Regions from separate parts of the Homo sapiens genome. Here region 1 is linked to region 2. A link is a contact called in ENCODE Hi-C data. All regions are on one chromosome and are shown on one strand. The core of a region is the stretch at or near the end of the contact, and the rest is flanking DNA. Distances in the headings are between cores, read along the strand shown.

The links. A loop is a pair of places that touch in the nucleus more often than their neighbours do.
Region 1: a map with no recorded cell type shows a loop between it and region 2 (2.0-fold over the local background). The contact joins the promoter of C1QTNF3 here to the promoter of C1QTNF3-AMACR in region 2. A Hi-C loop is called at or near these places in 1 of 37 single-sample maps with no recorded cell type.

What each region holds. Positions count from the first base shown.
Region 1 is chr5:34,039,313-34,045,569 of GRCh38, reverse strand. C1QTNF3 (C1q and TNF related 3) reads left to right here and starts at 2,357. Exons shown (of 6, transcript NM_181435.6): 1 at 2,357-2,747. The coding sequence starts at 2,445. The region is part of intron 1 of C1QTNF3-AMACR (C1QTNF3-AMACR readthrough (NMD candidate)); the gene reads left to right.
Region 2 is chr5:34,121,325-34,127,829 of GRCh38, reverse strand. It overlaps C1QTNF3-AMACR (C1QTNF3-AMACR readthrough (NMD candidate)), which reads left to right and starts at 3,302. Exons shown (of 9, transcript NR_037951.1): 1 at 3,302-3,412. It also overlaps a transcript of C1QTNF3 not described here.

The DNA.
Region 1 (6,257 bases), core at 1,108-3,607, 81 kb after region 2:
ATCATAGGTTTGCCAACAGAAGTCAGTGAGATAAAGCAAAGTAGTACTTGGCTAGCACATGGTAAGTGCTTAACAAATTATGGATATTATTATTTATTCCTTTTGAGTCAATGAGAGGATGGATCAGTGATTCCTAACCCTGGATGCACCTTAGAATCATCTGAGGGAAGCTTTTAAAAACTGCCCAGGCCCCAGTACAGATTCTGACTCAATTGGTCTGGGATAGAGTCCAGGCATTAATATTTTTAGAAGCTCCTTGGTTTAATATGCAGCCAGGGTTGAGAACCACTAGAATAGATGACAGGATTGAAAACACGAATGGAAAGTCTCAATGCGGTAGAAAGTCAGAGGCTGATTTATAGTTACTTAGCAGTATGGCCCACTTCGTGGGGGATGCATGATGGTGAGAGCCAGAGACAGCTCTTGGAAAACCTGTGAATTGGGTGACCTAGATTTCAGAGCCACTGCTTGCTTTGTGGTCTCCCTGTGACATTTTCTCTGGGCCTCCCTGAGGAGGGAACACCCCCACTGAGACACTGCTCTGGGCTTTCCTTCCCACAGCAAAAGCCCATCCACTTGCTCACCCTCCAAACACAGGCGCCATCCTTTCCCCAGCTCCAGCTCCAGGTCTGGGAAGAAAATCCTCAGTTACTAAGAATAACAGTTTGACACACTTCCCTTCCCAGGGACATCTACCTTTTAATGGTGGACATGACAGAACTCAAGGAATCCTCCAGTGAGGAAGGTTTAGATGCTCAAGGGTAGACTTGTAGCACAGAGATGGCTGAATTTTTATGCCCTACTAGGTGGGAACTGACTGCTTGGACTGAACATGACTCCCAAGGCCCCTGAACTGTGGCCTGGAGAGCTTTTAGTTCACAGAGTAACTCTCTCCCTCCGTCCCCAGCACCAAACCCTTTCCATGTATAAGTGTGGACTCTGGAAGCGGCTGTTCTGGTAGCTGCAGGAGGGGCCAGGCTAGTTTTGACAGTTCTGGCCACTTCCAGAGATGGCTCTTGGTTCTCAGGCCCTTGGCTGAGCAATGGGGGCAGCTGTCAACAGCTCTCTCTCCTCTCCCCTTTCCCCAGCTGCTCTGACTCTTCATCAGCAGGCTGAGCTTCTCCAAGCCTCAGTTTCCCACAGTGCCTCCTCGCCCCCTTCTCATCAGACGCTTGCCACCCATGCTATTTACGGTCCTGGGTCTCTCCAGTTTTCATGAGAGAAGGCCAGTAACATTTTCTTAAGCGAGTGAATGAGTAATATAAATAAAATCATATGTAAATAGAAGCAATTTTTGATGACAAAACTGTTTAAATTCTCTTAATTTATTATCCTGAAGCAATTAGGAATGTCCATTTTCTTTTTGGCTGAATTAATAAAAGTATAGCAACTAAAGCAAAGACATGAGAATCCTCTTAATCTGGATACGCTGTGTTTGAAATAACGTGTTTGGTGCTTTCCACTTCTTCAGTTTTGTTATTTATTTATTTTTTAAGTAGAGACAGGGTCTCACTAAGTTGCCCAGGCTGGCCTCGAATTTCTGGGCTCAAGGGATCTACCTGTCTTGGGCTCTCAAGGTGCTGGGATTACAGGCATGAGCCACTGTGCCCGGCCCCGTTTCTATTTTAATCAAGAATATGTCAAAAGAAAGAGGAGCCAGAGACAGCCTTCTCTTAACACAAAGCAGGGTGTTGTATCTTCATCTGACAATAAGTGACTTAGTTAACTTTGATTTAATTTTGGCTTTTGGGAAGTCATGGGGAAAAGAAGTAAAGCTGAGGGTGGCGAAATACCTTTGCTAAACCCAGAGACACTGCACCTGAATCCTGCTCAGTGTTTTGTAGGCAACCAACTGCCTTCTGCCACTGGTATCCGGAAGGGGAAATGAGTTACCTTAAGTGGGCCAAAGTGGGGAAATACTAACAGTACAGCTAGAAACCAAGAGCTGTCGTGAAAGCCCTGAATGGGTTCCCACTGCTATTTCAGACAAAACTGATGCAGTTAAGCCTGAATTTCCTGGCAAGCACAAGGGTAGATTTTTCCAAAAGGCTTTTTAGACTGCAAATACACAGCCTTTCCATGTCTAATCACAAAAGCAAACTGCTGGACACATGCTCTCTGTTCCCAGCTGGTTGTGTATGTTTTCTTCACACTTCAACAGAAACGTGCCAAGGTGTGACATTTATGAATTTCGCCAACTGGGAACTGTGCACACAAATCGTTCTTGCTTGTGGTGTGGGAAAATGATGAATGGGGGCTGTTCTGCCTGGGGAGGAGGGCTGCTGTCACTCTGGCATGCCTACAGCCTTATTTATTACACACCAAAGTATAAAACCACTCCGCCGCTGCAGCTCTCAGCTCCAGTCCTGGCATCTGCCCGAGGAGACCACGCTCCTGGAGCTCTGCTGTCTTCTCAGGGAGACTCTGAGGCTCTGTTGAGAATCATGCTTTGGAGGCAGCTCATCTATTGGCAACTGCTGGCTTTGTTTTTCCTCCCTTTTTGCCTGTGTCAAGATGAATACATGGAGGTGAGCGGAAGAACTAATAAAGTGGTGGCAAGAATAGTGCAAAGCCACCAGCAGACTGGCCGTAGCGGCTCCAGGAGGGAGAAAGTGAGAGAGCGGAGCCATCCTAAAACTGGGACTGTGGATAATAACACTTCTACAGACCTAAAATCCCTGAGACCAGATGAGCTACCGCACCCCGAGGTAGATGACCTAGCCCAGATCACCACATTCTGGGGCCAGGTACTCAGAATTCTCTTCTAAGGATTTTTGTGAAAGCTTAATGAGTGTTGTTGTTGTTGTTTTGTTGTTGTTCTTTTTTTGGCTAAGATTCTTAGAATCAATGAATGCTTTCGAGAAGTTCGCTAAGCTGCTTGTGAATCTCTTTCTGGATTGCTCTTGGGTACAAGAGAGACTGTCGGTCTCTGTTAGAAAATCAGCAGAGGCAGCAATGATGTGATGGGATAGTGGCCGTAGCATCACCCCATCAGAAAGGGGAACCTGGCCAGCCAGCTTCCTGCTATGCTGGGACTTGATTTCCTTCTTGCTCTGTTGGTCCGGAAAGGAGTGCTGACCCATGCAGACAGATCGGTCACTGTAGACAATCATTTGTTGTTCTTAAGAGAATTGGGCTTTCTTCATCCCTTCCGGCAGGGAGAAGCTGCCCTTTGAGTTTGTCAAAAGCAATCAAAGTTTTTTTACTTTGATTTGTGAGTATACTGTGACATTTCATGGCAGTCTTGTTTATTTGATTTATAGCATTCTAGATTGTTAAGCCTCTCTGTTCAGCCTGTTTTAAAAAGAATTAAAGAGTTAAATAAAAAATAAACTGTTTGAAATGCATACCTTATAGCATGATTTGATGCCTGATAATCACAGAGGACTTGATCTATTTCTCAGGTTATAAATTCAGCTCTAAGGAAATATCTTTAACTCTTGGTAGTATGAGAGTGAGTTAAGATTTCAGTATAGTGAATTGCAAATTGGTGAAACTCAATGTAATTTAAAATATTAAGTACAGGAAGAGACATATTTTGAATTACCCTCTAGACATCTAGTATGCTGAAAACTGTCAGAGGGGGCAAGAAGAGTTACTTTGAGTTATATGATATTTGAACATACAGGTTTTTACTACAAGATTTGATTACTTTAATGCATTAAATAGGACCTGAAGAATTTCTTGTAATTGAAATCTAAATCCTTCCTACCATGGATTCAGAAGTTTGGGTTGGTTGTTTGGTTATATGGTCAGACCAAGATCACACACAGAATCAATTGCAGATTTGAAACTAACCCAGAACTTCTAACTTGACCACACAAGGCAGTTGCCCAAACCATTCTGTGGGGGATGCATCCAGAGAAAATTGCTTCTTTAAGGAGCCACGGAAGAAATGATAATCTCTAAATATGATCCTATCTTTTGAAAACCACTTTTAGAGATTGTCTATTCATCTGATAATCTTTTGGCTAAAGGGTAATGATTAGCACTAATTTGTGTGTGGGTTTTTGTTTGTTTTTGTTTTGTGGTGAAGATATTTTCACTTGTGTCCAAGACTTGATCTGGACTTTCCATTTCACACATGGTATCCTTCTTGGCCAACAGATGGTATCTTTCCTGGCCATGACAGTGTGATTCCCCCAGAGGAAGCAGAAGGAAGTTAAAGGTTGTCTTTGGTCATTATGTCCTGACAACCAACACCCAGCAGGCCACTGAAATTCAAATCACATTTCTCCTTCACTCTACCTTCTAGGTTCCTGAAGTATTTTCAAACAAACCACCAACAGGAGATATTGAGGATATTTAGAGTTACTGACATTCTGGAAGTTTTCACTACAACTCCTCTACCAACGGCTATGGAAACCACAGTTTGCATTTAGGATTGTGCTATGTTCTTCCTTCTTTCCCTACTTCCCCTGTCCCTCTTCTTTGATCGTAATTCAATTTTCCTCTTATTCATTCAGTTCCCGTGTATTTCTTGTGCTTCTACTTTGTACCAAACTTTAAAAGGGGGGCCAGGGATATATAAAGATAAATATGCCTGAGCTCCCATGTCCAAACCATCCTGAAGGGCTGTAGTAGAGATAAATTTTTGTTAATTAAATTAAGTTTAATTAAATGCCATGTGTTAAATAAAGTCAGTACATGAAAGGCAATTGGGCAAAAGTGTCAAAGTACTGATAGTTTTTGAGCTGGATCTTAAAAGATGGTATTAAAAGAATGACTATCCACAGCAAATTAAAAAAAAAAAAGTGCTGCAACAGAGACTGGAAAGCCTGTGAGGAGTTGGCTGTGGCTGAAGCTCCTGGGTTGGGGATGCAGGGGTGGGGGTTGGGGGGACGACGGGACATTACACGACTTTAGTGCCAAGAAGGATTCTGCTAGCTGGTTTAGGAGCTTAGATTTTGCTTTGCTAGCTAGGTTTTGTTTGTTCATAGCAGGACAGTGAGGTAATCAGATATATGGTCTGGAAAGATGCTCCAGCTGTGGGTTCATGGTGGAGTACAATGGCCAGAGATCTGGGGTGGGCAGACCTGGGCTCTTTTTTCCTGGTATTTTCTTCTCTGTAGCCTCTTTTTCATTCACCTTTGTCAATCTCCCCTCCTTCTCCCGGATACCCATTTCTCCCTCCTCCCACTTCCCTTCCTCTTCTTTCTTTTCCCTTTTTTTGGGGCAGGAGGTTTAAAAAAAGGAGCTATGACTCTCCTTCCTAGAAGTCACTTACTAGTAGTAGAGCTCAGTTCTGCATCCCTACCCCTAGGCCTCCATCTGCAAAATTGATGGAGCATTTCTTAGAGACAAACTCTTTCTCGCATGCTGCAAATTTACCTGCCTTTTGCATACAAATTTGTCCTGCTTTTGGGAAAGGGGATGATAAACAAGGAGGTCATAAATAGCAACTACCTACATGTAATTTTCCCTTACCTAGGAGAAAACTTCTGAATTAACACATCCCTTCCAACTTGTTCTAAGAGTTCCAACAAAAGACTCAACAATGCAAAAGCATTGCTCCATTCAACTGAACTTTGAAAGACAAGGCCAGAGGAAGGAACGTGTAATGCAATGCTGCTGAAGGGTTCTCACGAGGTGCTCGACTAGTAGTAACCAGAAGTCTCTCACTGTTCTGGTGGCAGCTCTGTGCCCTCAAAGTGCCCTCAAGTAGCTTGGTCTTGCACTTCCAATCCTAGTTGGCTCTAGCATTGAGCAACTTCATCTCCTGGAGCTGAATTCTTGTGCCTAGATACTAAAAACAAAATGTTTCTAAATTATTATTTGAGGCTTTGGAAAATACTTTAGTATCTTTGCATTGTAGAGCTGGAAAAAAATGCGAGACGACTGTAGTGGAAAAGTGGGAAATCTTCTCTTGTTTCATCCTCTGAAGATTCTCTGAAAATTAACTGTCCAAAGGCAGATCAATAGGAGAAACACACATACCGCATGGGGATGATTTCCCAATAGCCCAATGTGGTATGCATGCTTACACACCCTTCCACGTAGGGTAGCAGGGAGTTGGGGAATGTAGAAGTAAATTACAAAGTTCCTCTGAGCCCTGAGGGAGGTGCTGTTACCAAAAGTGAATCCACACGGGTCTGCAACAACCTCAATTCTTGGCTCCTCAATTCCATTGAGGGTCATAAGGCGGAAGGAGAGACCAACGCAAGTTTTAGAGCAGGAATGAAAGTTTATTAAAAAGTTTTAGAGCAGGAACAAAAGGAAGGCAGGTATACTTGGAAAGGGCTAAATGGGCAACTTGA
Region 2 (6,505 bases), core at 2,053-4,552:
TCCTTTTAAACATAAATTCCAATTTCAAACCATCTCTTTGTGAATGCATGTGACTGTACACTTTTAGAAACTGCCAGGTCAGGGCGTGGTGGTGCATGCCTGTAATCCCAGCTACTTGAGAGGCTGAGGCAGGAGAATCGCTTGAACCTGGGAGCTAGAGGTTGCAGTGAGCCAAAATCACACCACTGCACTCCAGTCTGGGTGACAGAGCGAGACTCCGTCTCAAAAAAAAAAAAAAAAAGGAAAAGAAAAAGAAACCACCAGGTCAAATCTTGAATGCCTTTCTGCTTACAAATTTCTTCTGCCAGATGCCCTAACTTCTCTCTCTCAAGTTCAAAGCTTAACAGATCTCTAGGAGAGGGGCAAAATGTCACCAGTCTCTTTGCTAAAGCATAGAAAGAGTGACCTTTACTATAGTTCACAATAAGTTCCTCATCTCTATCTGAGACTACCTCAGCCGGGACTTTATTGTCCATATCACTATCGACATTTTGATCAAAACTATTCAACAAGTCTCTAGGAAGTTCCAAACTTTCCCATATCTTCCCGTCTTCTTCTGAGCCCTCCAAACTCTCCCAACCTCTGCCCGTTACCCAGTTCCAAAGTCACTTCCACATTTTCAGGTATCTTTGTAGCAGTGCCACACTTTCCCGGTACCAGCTTTCTGTATTAGTCCATTTTCACATTGCTATGAAGAACTACCTGAGACTGGGTAACTTATAAAAAAAAGTTTTAATTGACTCATAGTTCATGGCTGTAGAGGACTCAGGAAGGTTACAATCATGGCGGAAGGCAAAGAGAAAGCAAGGTACATAGTGACAGGAGAGAGCACAAAACGGGAAGTGCCACACACATTCAAATAATCAGATCTCATGAGAACTCTATCACTATCATGCTAACAGCCAGGGGGATGTCCGCCCCCATGATTCAATCACCTCCCATCAGGCTCCACCCCTGAAATGTGGGGATTACAATTCTAGATGAGATTTGCATGGGGACACAGGGCCAAAGCATATTGGTCTTCCAGGTTTATTCATTTTGTTGCAGATGACAGAATTTCCCTCTCTTAATGCTGAATAATATTCCATTGTATATATATACCACCTTTTCTTTATTCATTCATCTCTGATGGACACTTGGTTGATTCCGTAACTTGGCTGTTATGAATGATACTTCAATATCTGAAGTGCAGATATCTCTTCATCATGCTGATTTCATGTATTTTAGACATACACTCAGAAATCAGATTGCTGGATCATATGGTAATTTAATTTTTAGCTTCTTAAGGAACCTCCATGCAGTTTTCTGTAGTGGTTGTACTATTTTACAGTTTCACACACAAAATACAAGCTTTCCCTTTTCTCCACATCCTCCCTAATACTTGTAATCTGCATTTTGTATATTTTTAATTTTCTGAGTTAAATAAAATGTATTTAATGCAGTAAATATATATTTGGATCAGATGATCACTTCAGAGCTATTGCCACCAAGGTTCTTATGCAAGACTCTTCTTGATAAGGTAGATTGCAGAAGTAACAAAAGAGGTTTCAATAAACATAACTTTGGCTGTGTGTACTTCCTATTACTCCAGCAATGCATAATGGAGGTAAATATTAGGACTTCATGTGGATAATTTATAGAATGTAAATTTGATGTATGTATATCCAATCCATTTCTAAGTATGAGATATTATAGGCAAACATTTACTTTCTGTCTGAGTAGAACATTTCTCGCTGACAAGGGAGATGATTTTTATGTTGTTATTTGCATTTGCAAAAGAACACTATCTTTTCTTTATCAAGATGTTCTTGATCCTGTGTGAAATATTTTCAGAAAAATTAAAGAGAAATTAAACTTAGACAATTCCCTCTTATACACCTGAAGCAAGCCCCTTGACACTCAAATAGTCACATAATAATTCTTTCCTCTTTTTGTGGAAAAAGCCTATAATAAAAGCTAAATAAATTTAGTATTGACTATTAAAGTCAAGAAAGTCACAACAAATATTGTGTTTACCATTTTCAACAAAACCTATTTTATTTATTACAATATAAGAAATATGAAATGCATATATCTCTCGTGTGAAATAATTTTTAAATTTTTCTGTTGAATATTTCATGTCATTAATAGACGTGAAACCTTTTAAAAATATATAAAAGGATGTAATCACTGTTCCTTCGTTTTGATTCATGAATGTTTAGAAATGTGCAGACAATGTGCTGTACTTTTGCAGAACACAGTAGGTCACATGCAAAACCAGTGGTCACTTGCCCTCCAACAGTGAGGTTCTGAAACTCCTCACAACTCTACATAAGAAAATTTCCCCAGAAAAATGTGAAACTCAGTGTGTTAAGATACAATATGATGCAATTTTTTGAATAGGAAATAGATAAGCATTGTAATAATTCAATGTTTGATCTCTTAGTTTTATAAAATGTATACTTTGTTAATTATTTTAAAATACTAAAAAATAGAAGTTACCTCTGCTTTTGGCAGGTACCTCATATAACTTATTGTTGAAGATATGAGAAGTAAATGGAGAAATATTATAAAATTTCCTTAGCTTATATGCATGGACCCTTGGGTTATATTCCTGAGAGCTTGCTGGAGCTGTGGAGGTTACGTATACAACATTTAGTGAGAGTGATGCTTAGCAATTTGTCATCTGGCCAACCCACTCATCACCCATCTCATTTTGCTGATGAAGATAGCTGAATTCCACCTTTTGTGGCTTTAAAAATGACTCAAAGGTAGAGAAGTTTTGTCATGCTTGCCTTCTCTTTCCTTTCTTTCCTCTCTCCATCACCTCTTGGAGTCAGAAAGGATAGAGGTGAGGCTGAGAGATTTGAGTCCATTTCCTCCCCTTCCTTGCCTTGTAATGGAGAGGGCCAACCTGAGAGTGGCGTATAGGAGATATCAAATCTCTATAGCATAAACCCATTTTTAGGAATCATGAAACTATAACAATTTAGTGGAGAATCAATCACTTTTGTAGAAGAACTTCTCATTTCTTTCCCCAAAATAGGTCAGATTACTTAAAACAAAAACTATTTGAGGAAGTCTTCCTCACTTGTCCTTGAATATAAAGACTGCTTAAGACAAAACAAAAATCCTAATCTGGTGATATAATTTGGATATGTGACCTCACCCAAATCTCATGTTGAACTGTAATCCCCAATGTTGGAGGTGGAGTGTGATGGGAGGTGATTGGATCATGGGGGTGGATCCCTCATGAATACCATCCCCTTAGTGCTGTTCTTGTGATAGTGAGTGAATTCTCACAAGATCTCATTGTTTACAGGTGAGTAGTGCCTCCTCCCATCTCTCTTGCTCCTGGTCTCATCGTGACGGGCCTGGTCCTGCCTCACTTTCTGCCATGACTAAGAGCTCCCTGAGGCCTCTCCAGAAGCAGGTATCACTATGCTTCCTACACAGCCTGCAGAACCGTGAGCCAATTAAATATCTCTTCTTATAAGTTACCTAGTCTCAGGTATTTCTTTATAGCAGTGCAACAACAGCCTAATACATCTGGCAATGTTTTTGGATGTGATTATAGATAAAAATAAATCTAAAAAGTTTACCAGCTTTCCAGGGATCTAGCCATCTTTATACAAAGGGCTTCAAAAATAAACTAATTAATAAAAGGACGGCTAATCATTAGAACAACATTTCAGTATCTGTGTGGGTGTTATATTTTATCTGTTAGTAAATATTTTATAATAAGGGAGCATGTTTCTTTCTGACTTGACATTAAAGTACCTATACATCTGTTAAAAAGTGCTTTGACCTTTAGCAATGTGGTATGATCAACGATATTATAAGCTGATTTAGGTTAGAAAAAAGACACATGGGCTTATCAGTTTTAGAAGTAGACATCTGTGTGCAAAAAAAATGTATTTCTGTATTTCAAGCACAAAATTAAGAACACTTAATTTTTCCTTTGGAAAAAAATTAAACACATACACTCGCATACGTATACCACTCATACACAAACACCTATTGTTTGAAGCTTTGCTTTAAAACATAACATTTTAGAAATAAAATCGTGGATAGAAGGAGACAAGTGTTTAGTATGAAAAAAATTGCAGCATTTATCAATTAGAATATACTCATTAATTTGGCAAAGCCAAATGTGATTACAAATTAAACTGTGTCTTAAACCAGTAATTTTCATTTGTAGCATTTAAAGCACAAAGAAAAAAAAAAAGCATATCTGTTCTGCTGTCCTGGAAATTGGGAGTACAACATAATCATTGACAACATGAAGAGAATATAGATCAGGGTGTAGAGTAGTTAAGAAAGATTTTTCTGAGAATAAAATATTGAAGACAAAAAAGAGCCTGTTTTAATCTATTCCTGTGACCTCAATTTCTGAGATGACATGCAAGGAACTAAAATACACACACCTCATGTTTGCTGAAAATCTGATATTATTTATATGTATATATGTTTATGTAGATGTAGATATGGATGCATGCATGTATGTATGTGCATTCATATACACACAGGCCCAGATCAAGTCCAACACCAACAGGGCAAAATATATCAAATTGTAAGGGCTGCAGCTCTCCAGTGCTGAAATCTGGGTTCATGGAGGCAGCCTTGCCCCCATGGCTCTGCTGGCATTACCTTAGTTGGTGCTCTCTGTGATAGCCTGTCCCCATGGCAGTTCTCTGAGGTGGGCCCATCCCTGTGGGTTCTCTGCCTGGACCTTCTAGCTCTCTCAGGGCATCCTTTGAAATCTAGTCACATCCCCTCTGCTTTCCTGGGTGAAATACACACTTCGCTAAGGCTGCTGATTTCACTGGTGGGGTGACTGAGGAGGAGAACTGCAGAGTGCGGGGAGTGGAGACTGCAATGTGAGGAGGCTGTTATAATCAGTGGTGGTCTCTCTTTTGATAAACTTCTGCCCCCCAGACCCTGGAATTCTGGGCTCGTGATGGGAATGGCAGCATAGACAATCTCTAAAATGCCTTCAGGGTCATTCTTCCATTGCCTTTTACAATAAGCCCTGGCTTCTGTTTAGATGGCAGCATAACCCTTTCATTATTTTTGATGAATAGCACCTACCTTCCATTGAGGTGGCCTATCCATACTAATCTACTTATCCAACAGTTGGTTGGCCCACACTTGTTCTCTCCCAAACAGGTTTCCTCATGCTTTCCAATGTAGATAGGCTGAATCTGCTTCAAGATTTTGAAGTTCTGCTTCCCTTTTGGTTACAATCAATTTTAAATCATTTTTCTCTTTGCATATTTTACTATCAGCAGGCAAGAGGAACCAGGCCACTCTTCCAATACTTTGCTCAGAAATTTCCTCAGCCAAATATTCTATTTCAGTGCTTACAATTTCTACTTTCCTGAAAACACGAGGAAAATTCAGCCAAATTCTTTACTCCTTTATTAAGAGAGTGACCTTTTCTCCATTTTCCAATGACATGTTCCTCATTTCAACCTGAAACTTCATCAGTGTGACCTTTACCAAGCTTATTTCTGCCAGCATTATATTCTTGACTACTTAGTCTCTAAGAAAATTCCAGCTTTCTCTACAGCTTTTCTCCTGTCCTTCAGAGCTCACACCAGACTCACATTCTAAAGATCCTTTCAGAGCTGTGTTGACTTTTTCTACCATGCACTTTGAAACTCTTTTAGCCTCTACCCACTACCCAATCCCAAAACGTCCCCACTTCCATATGTTTAGGTATATGTTATAGCATAGAGCACCCCCACTCTTTAGTACTAATTTTCTCTTAGTCTGTTTGAATTGCTGTAATAAATTGATACATACTATGTAGCTTATAAATGACAGACATTTATTTTTCATAGTTTTAGAGGCAGGGAAGTTTAAGATCAAGGCACCAGCAGATTAGGTATCTGGTGAGGGTCAGCCTACTTGCTGGTTCATAAACATCTGTTTTTTTGCTATAAATTCAAATGGCGGAACAGCTCAGGGGGAGGTCTCTCTCAGACTTATTTTATAAAGTCACTCATTTCATTCATGAAGGCTTTACTCCGATGACCTAATCATTTTCCAAAAGCCCCACCTCCTTATACCATCATTTTGGGGATTAGAGTTTCAACATGTGAATTTTGGAAAGGTACAAATGTTCAGACCATAACAGGTAAAATATCATTTTTCTAATTCTCCCTGTGCAAATATTTACAAATGCCAAATGACATGGTTTGGCTCTGAGTTCCCACCCAAATCTTATCTTGAATTGTACTCCCATAATTCCCAAGTGTTGTGGGAGGGAGCTGGTGGGAGATCATTTGAATCATGGGGATGGTTTTCTTCATAGTGTTCTCATGATAGTGAATAAGTCTTCTGAGATCTGATGGTTTTATCAGGGGTTTCTGCTTTTGCATCCTCATTTTCTCTTGCCGCCGCCATGTAAGAAGTGCCTTTCATATCCTGCCATGATTCTGAGGCCTCCCTAGCCATGTGGAACTGTACCTCCAATTAAACCTCCTTTTCTTCCCAGTCTCAGGTATGTCTTTATAAGCAG